Linked DNA regions of Homo sapiens: region 1 is linked to region 2. A link is an interaction called in ENCODE POLR2A ChIA-PET data of the cell type or tissue named here. Cell type or tissue: A673. All regions are shown on one strand.

Region 1 (8,000 bases), 1.5 Mb after region 2:
CCACCATACACGTTCCCTCAAGGAGGAGAAGCCAGGTTGGGGTTAGGCAGCCAGGATGGGTTGATCAACAGAATGAGGTTCGACAGTCAAGTTGCTCCACCCCACCCCTCCTTCCACCCAGAGGCTCTGGGCTGGGGTACAGCCATTCTGAGGTAGCCTTGCCCTTCCTTCCCCGCTTAGGAAAGTGAAGCCAGCTGAGGCAGAGACCGCAGGAGCCATCATGGCCTTCTTCCTGTGTCTGGGTCTGGCACTGGGGGCTGTTTTCTCCTTCCTGTTCCGGGCAATTGTGTGACAAAGGATGGACAGAAGGACTGCCTGCCTCCCTCCCTGTCTGCCTCCTGCCCCTTCCTTCTGCCAGGGGTGATCCTGAGTGGTCTGGCGGTTTTTTCTTCTAACTGACTTCTGCTTTCCACGGCGTGTGCTGGGCCCGGATCTCCAGGCCCTGGGGAGGGAGCCTCTGGACGGACAGTGGGGACATTGTGGGTTTGGGGCTCAGAGTCGAGGGACGGGGTGTAGCCTCGGCATTTGCTTGAGTTTCTCCACTCTTGGCTCTGACTGATCCCTGCTTGTGCAGGCCAGTGGAGGCTCTTGGGCTTGGAGAACACGTGTGTCTCTGTGTATGTGTCTGTGTGTCTGCGTCCGTGTCTGTCAGACTGTCTGCCTGTCCTGGGGTGGCTAGGAGCTGGGTCTGACCGTTGTATGGTTTGACCTGATATACTCCATTCTCCCCTGCGCCTCCTCCTCTGTGTTCTCTCCATGTCCCCCTCCCAACTCCCCATGCCCAGTTCTTACCCATCATGCACCCTGTACAGTTGCCACGTTACTGCCTTTTTTAAAAATATATTTGACAGAAACCAGGTGCCTTCAGAGGCTCTCTGATTTAAATAAACCTTTCTTGTTTTTTTCTCCATGGCTCCCTGTGTCCTCCAGCCGTGGCTTCATGCCCTGGAGTGGGTAGAGGGCTGGCAGCCTGAGTCTGGGAGATGAGCATGACCCAGCTGGGCCCTGGCCAGGACTGGACCTGGGTCCAAGGGGGAGGAGGGGGGAGTAGTCCTCTTGGCCTCAGAGGGGCTGCAATGCCCCCTGCTGGGGCCACAGGGGAGGGACAGGCCTGGAACCAGAACACCAAGACTGTTAGCCAAGACTAAGAACGGGTTTTTCTTTGCTGCTTCATTCTTTCTTTCATAGGACAGAGGATGGAGATAGCTCCCCATCTTTCCTTTGTCTTCACTGCCAGCCCCTCCACTCTGTCCCCAGCCCCAGCAATGAACTCTGCAAAACTGGCCAGCTCCTGGCCATACTCCCATACCACCAGGCAGGAAGAGGCCGAGGCCTGAGGGTTCTCCCCTACCTGGCACCCAGCCTTAACACCAAAGCTCAGCCTGCCAGACTTCCTGGGGAACAAGGGCCCTGTGTGTCTGCACAGTGAAACCAACCCTTCCCTTCTCAACACAAACTCTGGCCTAGGGAGGGGTGGGTTGTTATGGAACTATGAGTGTCTCAGTGGAGAAGGCCCTACCACTGGGACCCCCATCTCAAGAATGACCTGACTGGAAGTGAGACCAGAGCTCTGGCCACAGTGCAGCACCCCTGCAATCTGCATTCCTTACCCTCCCACAAGTCTCAGACTCCTCCCAGAAAGCAGAAGACATTCCTGAATTCTCAGCGCAGGCTGCTCACTCAGCCCTGGCCAGCAGATGGCTACAGAGTTGGCACCTTTGTCAGCGCTTCCTTTCTCACTGGAGTTTAATTTAATTGAGAACTTCAGGCCTCATTAAGGGCTGTTAGCGCATTTTTAAGGCTCTTTGATGAGCTCTGAAGCCCTAATGGGGTAGCTAAGTATACCAGGGCACTGGGAACTGAAGTTCATGTGCTATTAATCATTTGTCAGACCAGAGTATTTATCTGCGGTGCTGGAAAACAAGGTATTCCTTTTGGATCAGGCTCAAAAGCTGAGGGGTTCCCTGAGTATCCTTCCCCCAGTCTGCAGTGCTGTTTGGCAGTGAGTCAAGCTGAACATACAAACCTGAGCTCTTTCTCGTCCTCAGTCCTCCGTTGTACCCAACCCCAAAGAACCCTATTGGTTTCCTTCCTCAGCACCAGCAGTGCCTCAGGATTCTGTATTTCTTCCTGAGGTTGCTTTACCACCTCCTGCCTGGCCCACTGGGGCTTCCAGGTCTCTTCCAGTCCATCCCACACATGGCCACAAGAATAATCTGAAAGTGAATCTAGCAGGCGCTGCTTGTTCTCTGGAGCATGCGCCTGTGTCCTGAGCGTTTTCTGATCCTCCACCACCAACAGCCAGTTTGTGCAATTTCTTTGCACCTCAGAGCTTTCATAATTTTGTGACTTTTCTATCATGTTCTTATCTTACTCCAGCTACCACGCTGTCATGTTTTTTAGGTTAAGGTGTACTTTTTACTCCTGTTTTGGCTTTTCAAGCTATGTCATACCTGCCTCCCAGAGGTACTTGGAAAATATTGGCTTGACAGCACATGCTTATCCCAAGGCGGAATTCATCTCTACAGTCTTCACATGCCCCACTCCAGCCGTGTGGTAGCACGCCTTGCTTGTGACCCTGGGATAGAGATGGGGATGTTAAGTAGGTTCCTCTCAACCCCAGCACTAATTTGAGAGGAAAAACTATTAAGGATACCGTTCCTTTCTCCCTTCCTGTACTTAAATTGATGTTGAAGGAAATTACTAGAATATTTTCTCCCCAAAATTTTAAAACACAAATGCTAAAAAATGTCAGTCTCTTCATTCTCCTGACCTCAGTGTTTTCACAGGTAAACCTGGAAGGGGTGAGGAGGTTAGGAAAAGCAGCTCCTAAGGTCTCCTGCCCACCCAGCTGCAGGGATGGCTCCCGACCCCAAGTGGGCGCTCGCAGGCCCCTGCCCTTTGGGGAGCAGGGGCCTCCTCTGGATCCTCCACTTTCCTGCTAGCACCTTGCTGCCTGTAAGGTAGAGAGGTCTGAGCATGAAAATCCTCCAGGTATCCCTGGCTGCCCTCACTTGCTGCTGGTCATCACCTTCCGTGTCACATTTCTGCTCAAAACAGTCAATATTCAGCTGCTGTCCCTGGAGTGGCTGCCATTGCAACACAGGAATGTCCCTCTTGTTTAATGTTTTATGATGAAATGTTGGGGCTTTAAAGAGTTGAAAAGCTAAGAGCCGTAGTAAATTAGCCATCCTGGAAAATAGAAATGAAGCCTCAGGTATAATCTTTGAGTCAGAATGTATCTGTATATCTATTCTTTGAGATGAATATGGAAAGACCATGGTGGAGGCAATATAAAGCCAGGGCTCAGAGAGCGTGTGATAGGAGAACCCAAAAGTTTTTTTTTTTTTTTTTTTTTGGCGGTTGGGGGTGGGACGGAGTTTCGCTCTTGTTGCCCAGACTGGAGTGCAATGGCACGATCTCAGCTCACCACAACCTCTGCCTCCTGGGTTCAAGCAATTCTCCTGCCTCAGCCTCCCAAGTAGCTGGGATTACAGGCATGCGTCACCATGCCCGGCTAATTTTGTATTTTTAGTAGAGATGGGGTTTTACCATGTTGGTCAGGCTTGTCTCAAACTGCCGACCTCAGGTGATCCTCCTGCCTTGGCCTCCGAAAGTGCTGGGATTACAGGCGTGAGACATCATGCCTGGCCAAAGTTTTTTTTTTTTTGGCCCCACCAAGATCTACTGCAGCCTCCACCTCCTGAGTAGCTGGGATTACAGACGTGCACCACCACACCTGACTATTTTTTGTATTTTTAATACAGACGGGGTTTCACCACGTTGGCCAGGCTGGTCTCGAACTCCTGACCTCATGATCCGCCCGCCTCTGCCTCCCAAAGTGCTGAGATTACAGGCATGACCGCGCCTGGCCGCCAATTAAAGTTTAACTAGAGTTAAACTATGACAGTGATTCAAAATGGTTGTAAACAGAAAAATGCAGCCACCTTAAGGAAATAGCCTGTTTGTCCAGCAAGCCCTGCCTGGAAGCCAAGTCTTCACACACAGGAAGAGTGGCAGTCCCCAGGTCAGCCAGCAGATCTGACTCAGAGGTCAGGTTGGCAGTGTCCCCCCAAACCCTTGGGGACCAACTGTTTCCTGGGGCAGGTTGGCACTGAGGGTGGAAATGGGCAGCGCCCAACTCCCTCTGGCCCCAACCTCATCAATGGCCTTATGTCCGGGCTGGACCCCTCCAGCCCATCTCGGTATGACCTGGCTTCCTGTGTAGATGCTCTCGGGGAGAGGACGTGCCCACTCGGAGCCCTCTGCAGCCTTGGCAGTCCTGGTGCTCGCTGGAAGTGAGCAAGTTGGCATTCTGGCAACAGACTGCAGGGTGACCGCTAAATGTGAGTCAGCAGGGCCCCACGAAGGCCTCCGTCCTCTCTCCTGGGCTTGCCCTGTACCAGCTGTGATCCCGGATTAGTCACTCCTCCCCTAGGCCCGCCTCCTCGTCCTTACCAGGGGATGACATATGTGTTGACTTAAGGAAATTAAGTGCGGGAGAGCATGGATGCAGGAGGTGAGGTCCCCAGAGCTACGTGGCGCTATCAGTTACCAGGATGAGCCTCAGGATGGCCCTCCCCGCACCCCACGTTCCCCCACCTAGCCTATTCCAGGCTCCTTCCCACCTGCGTTCATTCCCCTCCCCCGCCTCTCCAGTCCCCGGAAGCTTCGAGACCAAAGCCTCACTTCCCCTACTCCAGATATTTCCAGCGTGAACCACCACGCGGGTCCCTAAGCCTCGCGGACAGCCGAGAACCGTGGGGCTGGGGGCGGCGAGAGGTGCGACGGGGACCAGGCCCCTGCCCCATCCCGCCGCGAGGAGCGGAGGGGGTGATGTCACCCGGCCCGCGCGCCCCCTGGCGGGCGTCAGGCCCCACTGCTCTGCGCTTCTGCGTCCTGGCGGGTGGGTGACCAGACTGCGTGTCAGACAGACCCACGCCACTGCCCCGTGTCCGGGTGACCTTGAGCCAGGCTTGTTCCGTCGCGGCGCCACTCATCTGTAAGGCAGGGATAGTCACACTTGCCCTGACAACCGCGTGGGTCGTGAAACTTGTTATTCACTGAGATAGTGAATAACAACGCTACTTGGTCCAGCCACCCCTGTACTCAGTGTCTTACATGGCCTTATCTGATTTCCCAATAACCCTGTAAAGTGATGACTATTGCTATGCTCATTTTACTCCACAAAATTGAATCTGAAAGGTTAAAGGATGGAAAAACATTCTGTAAGCTGCAAAGCACTAGGTAAATATAATTATATTTCTCTCTCTTCTCTCTCTCCCTCCGCTCCCTATGAGAGTTCCCAGTCAGTGAAGGGAACGGAAAAATACAAGGCATCATGTGGTGTGGCACCATAATGCAAATGTGTTCCACCTTCCTCCCCTATTTTGGACACAACTCTTGTCTTCTCTTTTCACATCCTCAGGGATCCCAAGCCTCCTGGGACATTGACCTCTCATATAATCTTGCCCAGGTGAAACCAGCAAAGTCCTTCCTGATGTCTAACCTCGGCCCCTCCTGGGTGTGATCTCCTCTCCACCCAGCAGCACTATCACAGTCCTACCGTTCCATCATCTGCGTGGGGTGGAAGTGAGGCCAGTGAATGGCCCAGAAATCCAGCCCATTGAAACCTGCATGCTGAAAAGGAATGACTTCATCCTGGGACAGGCCAGGTGGCAGGCAAAACAGTCAAGTAGATCAGGGTTGTTTGTAGTGCCACCTGCCCCCTGCACTTTCCACTGGCTATAATCTGCTCTGGGATGAACTGAGTTGGGGTTAAGTTTTACCTTCTTAGTCAAAAGGGGCCTGGAACACTGAACAATGCCCAAGAGAAAAAGGGATGCCTGGTGGGCATGATGACAGAAGGAGGATAGACGTTTTGGACTAGGCTGACAATGGTCGCGAGGTAGAACTTAGTCATACCCCTTAGGCCACTGATAAATCCTTAAAAAGGTGAGACATAGTCATATGTGTATTAATAGAGCAGGTTACTGAATGTCTGATTTACAATTCAGGAGTGTCTCAGACCACAATTTCTGGCCCTTTTCTCACTGCACTCTAGTGATTTTTGTCCTTGCACATGACTTCAGCCATCAGCATCATGCGTAGATCTAAGACTGCAACCCAGGCCTCTCCTACATACCCCTCTGCCTACTAGATATCTTTCCTTGGTGCCCTACAACATGCTTAAAGCTGACCTCCAACCTAGAGTGGTCCTCCATCCCTGCTTTCCCCTTAAGCCCCTACGTTCTAGCATTCTTCCTCAGATAAGGCTTATACTCCTCTTCCCCACCCCTGACTGGTCTCTCTGCCTTCAGCCTCTCTCTTCTCCAAGCTATGTCCTGTGCAGCCTTCAAGTAGGTTATATTTTTCTTGAAAAAAGGGCTGCACTCCAGCCTGGGCGACAGAGTGAGACACTGTCTCAAAAAAAGAGAGAAAAAAGTCTCAAATACAAAAGCATGCAAGTAGTTTTTTGTGTGTTTGTTTTGAACAACACAATTAACAGGTTTGATTTAATAGATTTAACCTGGCTGGGCACAGTGGCTCACGCCTGTAATCCCAGCACTTTGGGAGGCCGAGGCGGACAGATCACCTGAGGTCGGGAGTTTGAGACCAGCCTGACCAACATGGAGAAACCCCGTCTCTACTAAAAATACAAAATTAGTTGGGTGTGGTGGCACATGCCTGTAATCCCAGCTACTTGGGAGGCTGAAGCAGGAGAATCATTTGAACCCGGGAGGTGGAGGTTGCGGTGAGCCGAGATTGCACCATTGCACTCCAGCCTGGGCAACAAGAGTGAAACTCTGTCTCAAAAAAAAAAAAAAATTTAACCGAACGACTAGGTTTTTTTTTTTTTCCTCAAGCACATATGGAGCCTTTAGAGATATTAACCACCTTCTAAAGTTTCAAACGAAGTCTCAAATACAGGCCTGGCACAGTGGCTCATGCCTGTCATCACAGCACTTTGGGAGGCCGACGCTGGCAGATCACTTGAGCCCAGGCATTTGAGACCAGTCTGGGTAACATGGCAAAACCCCATCTCTACAAAAAAAATTTAAAAATCAGTCAGGCCTAGTGGCACATGCCTGTAGTTCCAGCTGCTTGGGAGACTGAGGTGGGAGGATCGCTTGAGCCCAGGAGGTTGAGGCTGCAGTGGGCCATCAGCATGCCACTGCACTCCAGCCTGGGCGACAGAGTGAGACTCTGTCTCAAAAAAAAAGAGAAAAAAAAGTCTCAAATACAAAAGAGCCAGTAACATACACACCACATTGTATGTCTACAACATAATTAAAGGGTATATAAAAAATAATTGAAAATGTAAAACACTTTTAAATTGGTCAAAGAAGATACCATAAGAAATCAGAAAATCCTTAAAATTGAATTGTAATAAAATATTGAATATTATTTGAAATTTGTAATCTATGGAAATTTGTGGAATATAGTAAACATAGTACACAAGGAGAAATTTGTAGCCTTAAATCTTTATGTTGGAAAAACAGAAAGGCTGAAACTAATGTGTTAAGTACTAAAGTTAAGAAAATAGAACAATAACAACAGAACTAGGCAAGGCACGGTGGCTTACACTTATAATCCCAGCACTTTGGGAGGCTGAGGCAGGCGGATCACTTGAGGTCAGGAGTTCCAGACCACCCTGGCCAACATGGTGAAACCCTGTCTCTACTAAAAATACAAAAAAATTAGCAGGGTGTGGTGGCGTGCACACGCACCTGTTGTCCCAGCTACTAGGGAGGCTGAGGCAGGAGAATCACTTGAACCCAGGAGGTGGAGGTTGCAGTGAGCCAAGATCGCATCACTGCACTCCAGCCTGGGTGACAGAGCGAGACTCTGTCTCAAAAAAAAATAAAATAAAATAAACAGAAATTAAAGAAGTCAAAAACAAATATATAAATATAAGATAAGCAAACCTTTGGTGAAATTGTACAAGAAAAAAGAGATAAGACATGAAAAACAATTTTAGAAATGAAGACATACTTTAT
Region 2 (8,000 bases):
TCCTCTCTCTGCCATTTGAGGGCAGTGGATTCAGCATGCATCTTTGAAATATATCCCAGCTTGTCAGAGGTAAGTGCCTGTTTTGATGGAAGGAGAGTGGGGAATGCATTACGGGGGAAATGTAGCAAAAGGCAAGCAGCTCTGAGTTCTGCATCCTACTTTCAATGATATCTCAAAGGGCTTGTGAATCAAGGTACTGCTCTCTTGTAGACATCTTGAAAAATGAAAGAATTCTAACGTATTATGGACTTTACCGTTTATTTAACAACAGTTTAGATACTTTATGGTTCTATTTGTTAGATCCCCCTTTTAACTTTTTGAAAATTTCCAACATATATAACATGGAGAGGGTATTAGAATAGTGTTCCAAGGACTCACATACCCATCACCCAGCTTCAACAACTGCCAACTGATGTTAAGTAAATAAGCCAGGAACAGAAAGAAAAATATCACATGTTCTCACTCGTATGTGGGAACTGAAAAAGTTGATCATATGGAGTTGGAGTGTAGAATGATAGTTACCAGAGGCTGGGAAGTGGAGGGAGATGAAGTGAGATTGGTTAAAGGGCACAAAGGCACAAGTTAGATAGAGGGAATAAGTTCTAGTGTCAGATAGCACAGTAGCCTAATTCGAGTTAACAATAATGTATTGTACATTTCAAAATAGCTAGAAGAAAGGATTTGAAATGTTCCCAACACAAAGAAGTGATAAATGTTTGAAGTAATAGATATCCCAATTATTCTAATTTGACCACTACATATTATATGCATGTATCAAAATATCACATGTACCTCATAAATATGTACAATTATTATATATCAATAAAAATAATAATAACTTTTTAAAAAACAGTTACCAACTGAGAATCTTGTTTCCTGTAAAGCCCTAGTCACTTCCCCACCTCTCACCCTGATTATTTTTTGGCCCATCCCTTATATTATATTATTTCATATTTTATTGTCTATAAATATTTCACTATATACCTCTAAAAGATTGGGAGTTCCTTTTTTTTTTTTTTGAGATAGAGTCTCGCTCTGTTGCCCAGGCCAGAGTGCAGTGGCACGATCTCAGCTCTGTGCAACCTCTGCCTCCCAGGTTCAAGTGATTCTCCTGCCTCAGGCTCCCAAGTAGCTAGGATTACAGGTGCCCACCACCACGCCCGGCTAATTTTTTTTAATATATATAGTTTTAGTAGAGGCGGGGTTTCACTATGTTGACCAGGCTGGTCTCGAACTCCTGACCTCATGTTCTGCCCACCTCTGCCTCCCAAGGTTCTGGGATTACAGGTGTGAGCCACCGTGCCTGGGCCCTTTTTTTTTAAATTGAGACAGGGTCTCACTCTGTCACCTAGGCTAAAGTGCAGTGGTGCAATCACAGCTTACTGTAGTCTTGACCTCCCAGGCTGAAGTGATCCTTCCACCTTAGCCTCCTGAGTAGCTGGCACTACAGGTGTGCACCACCACTCCCAGCTAAATTTGGTATTTTTTTTTGCAAAGACAGGGTTTTGCTGTGTTGTCCAGGCTGGTCTTAAACTCTTGGGCTCAAGTGATCTGCCCACCTCGGCCCCTGGAAGTGCTGGGACTACAGGTGTGAGCCCCCACGCCTGGCCACTTCCCTTTTAAGACAGCCACATTGCCGTCACCACACTCCAAAAAAGCATAGAAAATATTTTCTCAATAGCAGATTGCCAGTCTATATTCACATCTGATTATCCCATAATATACGTTTGCTTTTTTCTCAAGACGACGTCTTGCTCTGTCGCCCAGGCTGGAGTGCAATGGCGCGATCTCGGCTTACTGCAACCTCCACCTCCTGGGTTCAAGTGATTCTCATGCCTCAGCCTCCTGAGTAGCTGGGATTACAGGTGCCCACCACCATGCCTGGCTAATTTTTTGTATTTTTAGTACAGATGGGGTTTCACCATGTTGGGCCAGGCTGGTCTTGAACTCCTGACCTGAGATGATCCGCCTGCCTCAGCCTCCCAAAGTGCTGGGATTACAGGCGTGAGCCACCGCGCCCGGCCTTTTTTTTTTTTTTTTTTTTTTTTTTTTTTTAATACTTTAAGTTCTGGGATGCATGTGCAGAATGTGCAGTTTTGTTACATCGGTATACATGTGCCATGGTGGTTTGCTGCACCTATCAACCTGTTATCTAGGTTTTAAGCCCCGTATGCATTAGGTATTTGTCCTAATGCTCCCCCTCCCCTTGCCCAGTTTCCTTTTTTTAAAGTTATTTTATTTGAATAAGGATCCAAACAAGTTCCATACACTGCATTTAGTTATTGTGTCCCTTAAATCACTTTTTTTTTTTTTTAGTTAGACAAACAGCTTTATTTGAAAGATGTGGTCAGCCAAGTCCCCCTCCAACCCCAAGGTCCTGGCAGCATTGGCCTCAGGCGTGGGAGGACCCGTGTCCTGGGTGGAGAGCCTTAAATCACTTTCACTGTGTGGGTTCCTTTTTCTCTAAATTGTTTTGTTGAAGCAGCTTGGTCATTTGTTCAGTAGAGTTTCCCACAGTCTGCATTTTGCTGGTTGCATCTCTATACAGTATTTGTTAAATTTTAAACGTCTGTTGTATTTATTTGATCTTTTAATGTTACAAAGGGAATCTCATGATTGTAGTTACATGCCTCAAGAAGTAAGTAGTGAAAGCATTTAAGCAAAGGAAAACAGTCTTTAGGTATGGTAAACAATAAAGGAATAGGCCCTTCGGTGTTCTCTGGAGTTTGTCAGGGACCCTGCACTGGTGGAAGATACCAGCCACACCCAGGCAAATAAAAGGACCCTTTTTCTTTCTTTTCTTTTTTTTTTTTTTTTTTTTGAGACGGAGTTTTGCCCTTGTTGCCCAGGCTGGAGTGCAGTGGCATGATCTTGGCTCACCGCAACCCCCGCCTCCTGGGTTCAAGCGATTTTCCTGCCTCAGCCTCCCAAGAGGCTGGGATTATAGGCATGCGCCACCATGCCGGGCTAATTTTGTATTTTTAGTAGAGACGGGGTTTCTCCATGTTGGTCAGGCTGGTCTTGAACTCCTGACCTCAGATGATCCGCCCGCCTCAGCTTCCCAAAGTGCTGGGATTACAGGCATGAGTCACCGCGCCCGGCCAAGCCCCTTTTTCTAGTAGTTTGATGCCAGAAAGAAGCATCACCTATTCATCTTTCAGCAAGTCTTGACTATATATGGGATGTAAAGCATTCATTAAAGAGCTGTGCACATCAAAATTATCAAATGTTAGGCAAATCTTCCTACCTTGGCTACTTTCTGGCAGGAAGACAGTGAAAGGTGACAGTTGTGCAGGCAGGTCCTGTTGTTGGGAAGCAGGACAGGAGCAGCCTTTTCCTTCTGCCTTTGCCCCTGGCGCTCTCCTCTGCCTCAACGCCCTTGACCTTCTGAAACTTTTTTCATCATTGTACACTTAACGTCTAGCACATAGGCTGGCACGTGTTTATTTATCTAAACATCTGTTTATTAAGCACTAACTGTGCCCAGCACTGAGCCAGGGAGGCCCTAAGACTGCCAAGGTGGATAAAAACAGACATCGTCCCTGTCCTCCTTAAGAAGGCCTAATTTGGGCAAATAGTCACAAAAACATGTAAAATGTGTTCTTTGCTTGCTGAGACTGGGTCTCTCTCTCACCCAAGCTGGAGTGCAGTGGCATAATTATAGCTCACTGCAGCCTCAAACTCCTGGGCTCAAGCAATTCTCCCATTTCAGCCTCCTGAGTAGCTGGGACTACAGATGCATGCCACCGTGCCCAGCTAATTTTTTTTTTTAGATTGAGTCTCACTGTTTCCCAGGCTGGAGTGCAGTGGCGCCATGTTGACTCACTGCAGCCTCCACCTCCCAGGTTCAAGCAATTATCCTGCCCCAGCCTCCTTAGTAGCTGGGATTACAGGCACACACCACCATGTGTGGCTAATTTTTGTATTTTTAGTAGAAACAGAGTTTTGCCATGTTGGCCAGCTAGTCTCCAACTCCTGACCTTAGGTGATCCACCTGCCTCTGCTTCCCAAAGGGCTGGGATTACAGGTGTGAGCCACAGTGCCCTGCCCCCAGCTGACTTTTTTTTTTTTTTTTTTTTTTTGGTTGGGGGGGTACGGAGTTTTGCTCTGTCACCCAGGCTAGAGTGCAGTGGTGCAATCTCGGCTCACTGCAACCTCCGCCTCCCAAGTTCAAGTGATTCTGCTGCCTCAGCCTGCCGAGTAGCTGGGACGACAGGCACTTGCCACCATGCCTGGCTAATTTTTTGTATTTTTAGTAGAGACTGGTTTCACCATGTTGGCCAGGCTGGTCTCGAACTCCTGACCTCAGGTGATCCATCCACCTCACCCTCCCAAGGTGCTAGGATTACAGGCATGAGCCACCATGCCTGGCCTGATTTTTAAATGTTTTTGTAGAGACAGGGTCTTGCTGTGTTGCCCAGTCTGGTCTTGAACTCTTGGCTTCAAGGGATCCTCCTGCCTCGGCCTTCCAAAGTGCTGGGATTACAGGCATGAGCTACTACACTTGGCCAATCATTGCTATAAAAGAAAGAGTTACAAGGAGCCCACTAGTGGTGGGGGTTGCCTTGTTGGGATGGTCATGGAAAGCTTCAGAGGGGGTTGAGCTGAACGGGAAAGCATGAGTAGGAATTAACAAGAGAGAAGACATAAAGCACGTAAGGGTCCTGGAAAAGCTGGAGGAAATGGTACTTAAAACACAGGTGCAAGGAGTAGTTATAGATAGGAGGAGGGACATCCTCTCTATTGCACTGTTGTTTGAACTTGTTTGTTTTTTTTCAGACAGGGTCTCACTCTGTCACCAAGGCTGGAGTGCGGTGGCACGACCTTGGCTCAGTGCAACCCCCGCCTCCTGGGTTCAAGTGATTCTCCTTCCTCAGCCTCCTGAGTAGCTGGGATTACAGGTGTGCGCCACCACACCCAGCTAATTTTTGTATTTTTAGTAGAGATGGGGTTTCACCATGTTGGCCAGGCTGGTCTTGAACTCCTGACCTTAGGTGATCTGCCCGCCTCAGCTTCCCAAAGTGCTGGGATTACAGGCACGAGCCCCTACACTTCATGAGAAGGCATGAGCACTTCCCAAAGTGCTGGGATTACAGGCATGAGCCACTACACTTCATGGGAAGGCATGAGCACTTCCCAAAGTGCTGGGATTACAGGCATGAGCCACTACACTTCATGGGAAGGCATGAGCACTTCCCAAAGTGCTGGGATTACAGGCATGAGCCACTACACTTCATGGGAAGGCATGAGCACTTCCCAAAGTGCTGGGATTACAGGCCGTGTTTGAAGTTTTTAATGAGAATTTGCTAACATACAGAAACTTTTTTTTTTTTTTTGAGACGGAGTCTTGCTCTGTTGCCCAGGCTGGAGTGTAGTGGCACAATCTGGGCTCACTGCAAGCTCCACCTCCCGAGTTCATGCCATTCTCCTGTCTCAGCCTCCCGAGTAGCTGGGACTACAGGCGCCCGCCACCACGCCTGGCTAATTTTTTTGTATTTTTAGTAGAGACGGGGTTTCACTGTGTTAGTCAGGATGGTCTGGATCTCCTGACCTTGTGATCCGCCCATCTCGGCCTCCCAAAGTGCTGGGATTACAGGTGTGAGCCACCGTGCCATACATAGACTTTTTGACGTCAACTCATAGTAACAGATGTGTCATAATTGAAACAGATGTTTTAAGAAACAATAAATACTCTTACTATGTGCAGTGGACCCTATTTTCTATTCTATTTATTGCATTTAAAATGTGCTGATCAAGGCTGGGCATGGCAGTTCATGCCTGTAATGCCAGCACTTTGGAAGGCTGGGGCAAAAGGATTGCTTGAGGCTAAGAGTTTGAGACCAGCCTGGGCAACATAGTGAGACCCTGTCTCTACAAAAAAATGTTTTAAAAAATTGTCTGGGCATGGTGGCATGCACCTATAGTTGCAGCTATTCAGGAGGCTGAGGTAGGAAGCTCGCTTGATCCCAGGAGTTGGGGCTGCAGTGAGCCATGATCGTGCCACTGCACTTCAGCCTGGGCAACAAAACGAGACCCTGTCTCTAAACAAAAGCAAAAACAGCTGATCAAGACCTCCCTAAGTTAAACTGCAATTTTAAAATGCCGCATCAGCATTTCTTTATAGAAAAGGAAAAGGGGAGTACAGGTGCAGGAAAATGTATGGTAGTTGGTAGATGACTCTGATAGTTTCTGCGTCCTCTATAAAGCAGACAGTGAGGTCTCATGCTGAGTATGAGGAGAAAAGGGTGGAGGTAGGGGGTCTGGAAAGTGTGCAGAAGGTTTGAAAACCCTGGGGGAATAGGGAGAGTGTTGTCCAGAGAAATGGGGCTGGGTATGGTGTGGATGTTGAGCAAATACTTGGAGAATGAAGTTGGGAATGAATGAGAGCTTCCCAGGTGGGGCAATCTAAGCAGGAGACCAGCTCAAGAGAAGACAATGGGATTTGGGGCAGGTCAGAGGGGAAAAGCTCATGTGAAGAGCCTACTCCTCAGGAGCTGGGGTATCCCTGGAAGGTGGTGTCTCTGAAGAGTCTGGGCTTGACTCCTGCAGCCCCTCATGCATTTCCTATAAAACTCTTTAGAAGTGAACACCATTCTCCCCAAGACCCTCACTGCCTGTCAGCAGATGACCTTACCTACTCTTCACAGAAAAGAGGTGGCCAGATAGGACCTCCACATGCCTCCCCTCTCACTTCTAACTTATCTGTGAAGACCCACCTCTTTGTCTCTCTCCTTCTCACTCAGGGCAAAGCTCCCACCAGGGTTCTCTGTCCTCTTCCTTCCATTGCCTGGGACCTCGAGCCACCAGTCACCTCTTTCTTTTTTTTTTTTTTTTGAGATGGAGTCTTGCTCTGTTGCCCAGGCTGGAGTGCAATGGCGTGATCTCAGCTCACTGCAACCTCCGCCTCCTGGGTTCAAGCGATTCTCCTGCTTCAGCATCCCAAGTAGCTGGGATTACAGGCGCACGCCGCCACGCCCGGCTAATTTTTTTTTTGTATTTTAGTAGAGATGGGGTTTCACCGTGTTGCCCAGGTTGGTCTTGAACTCCTGAGCTCAGGAAATCCACCCATCTCGGCCTCCCAAAGTGTTAGGATTACAGGCGTGAGCCACCGCGCCCGGCCCAGTCACCTCTTTCTTCAGGATTTTTAATCTCTCTTTTCTTTGGCATCTCCTCTCAGCAAGCAAGTTTCCTCAACTTAAAACAATTTACCTTTTGTCCTATCATCCACCCAAGTGATGTTCTAACTTTCTTCCCCTAACAATAGACTTTTAAAACAATAGTCTACATTTGCTGTGTCCAGTTTCTCAATCGTCATTCCCTCCTTAGCCACTTATCCGACTTCTGCCCCTGCCATTGTATTTGAAACGGAAATTGCCCTATTCCCATTCCTTCCTAATTTTCAAATGCATCGCTCTTTGTAGCCCTAAGTATTTGATTACCCCTTCTTCTCACAGCAGGAATTTATCTCCCTGGTTCTTTCTTGGTTCTTTATTCATCCCTGATAAACTTCTCTGTGTCCATCCCTTAAATATAAGTGAGGCCAGAATTCTATTTCTTTTCTTGTTCCTCTCACCTCCTTTGGCAAGCTTACCTTCTCCCAGGGTGCCAAGTCCTGTTCATGTGCTGATTGACTCTCAGATCCCCAGCTCCTCCCTCTGCCTCTCTCTTGAGCCCAGACCTGATCTTCCAACTGCTTTCTAGATGTTTCCATGTAACTATCTACTATCCCAAACACCTCATGTTTAGGATGGCCCAAAATGAGGTTTTTATTGCCCCAGAGATCTTTTTTTTTTTCTATACGTAAGTCTGAGTTACTGATTGTTGGGTAACAACTCACCCCAAAACTTACTGCTTACTGGCTTACACAGCAATAATTTCTCACAATTCTGTGGGTTCAACTGGTACTGGAGCCTCCAAGATGGCTTCACTCACACATCTGGGGCCTTGGTGCTGGCTGTGGGCTGGGGCACCTGGCTTTTTCTCCCCATGTGCACATGCTT

Evidence for each region. Peaks named below come from ENCODE experiments on the same cell type or tissue, not always from the same donor. Only the 100,000 strongest peaks of a DNase experiment are listed, where the experiment ranks them.
Region 1: POLR2A ChIA-PET joins it to region 2 with 10 read pairs; 2 of 35 experiments call an interaction of 5 or more read pairs at or near these places.

Annotation. Positions count from the first base shown.
Region 1 is chr6:44,233,237-44,241,236 of GRCh38, forward strand. It overlaps SLC29A1 (solute carrier family 29 member 1 (Augustine blood group)), which reads left to right. Exons shown (of 13, transcript NM_001372327.1): 13 at 181-906. The coding sequence ends at 292. Among named protein-coding and RNA genes, the nearest start is that of HSP90AB1, 9.9 kb to the right of the region's middle. RefSeq lists a silencer at 4,657-4,996. In A673, CTCF peaks have their summits at 1,084 (motif pointing left), 1,719 (motif pointing right), 4,868 (motif pointing left) and 5,081; DNase peaks (open chromatin) are centred at 1,065, 1,695, 4,435 and 4,845; H3K4me3 peaks cover 674 bases; H3K27ac peaks cover 1,902 bases.
Region 2 is chr6:42,748,854-42,756,853 of GRCh38, forward strand. It overlaps a transcript of BICRAL not described here and the pseudogene LOC124901226. Among named protein-coding and RNA genes, the nearest start is that of TBCC, 6.8 kb to the left of the region's middle. In A673, no CTCF peak of the experiment used is centred here; no DNase peak of the experiment used is centred here.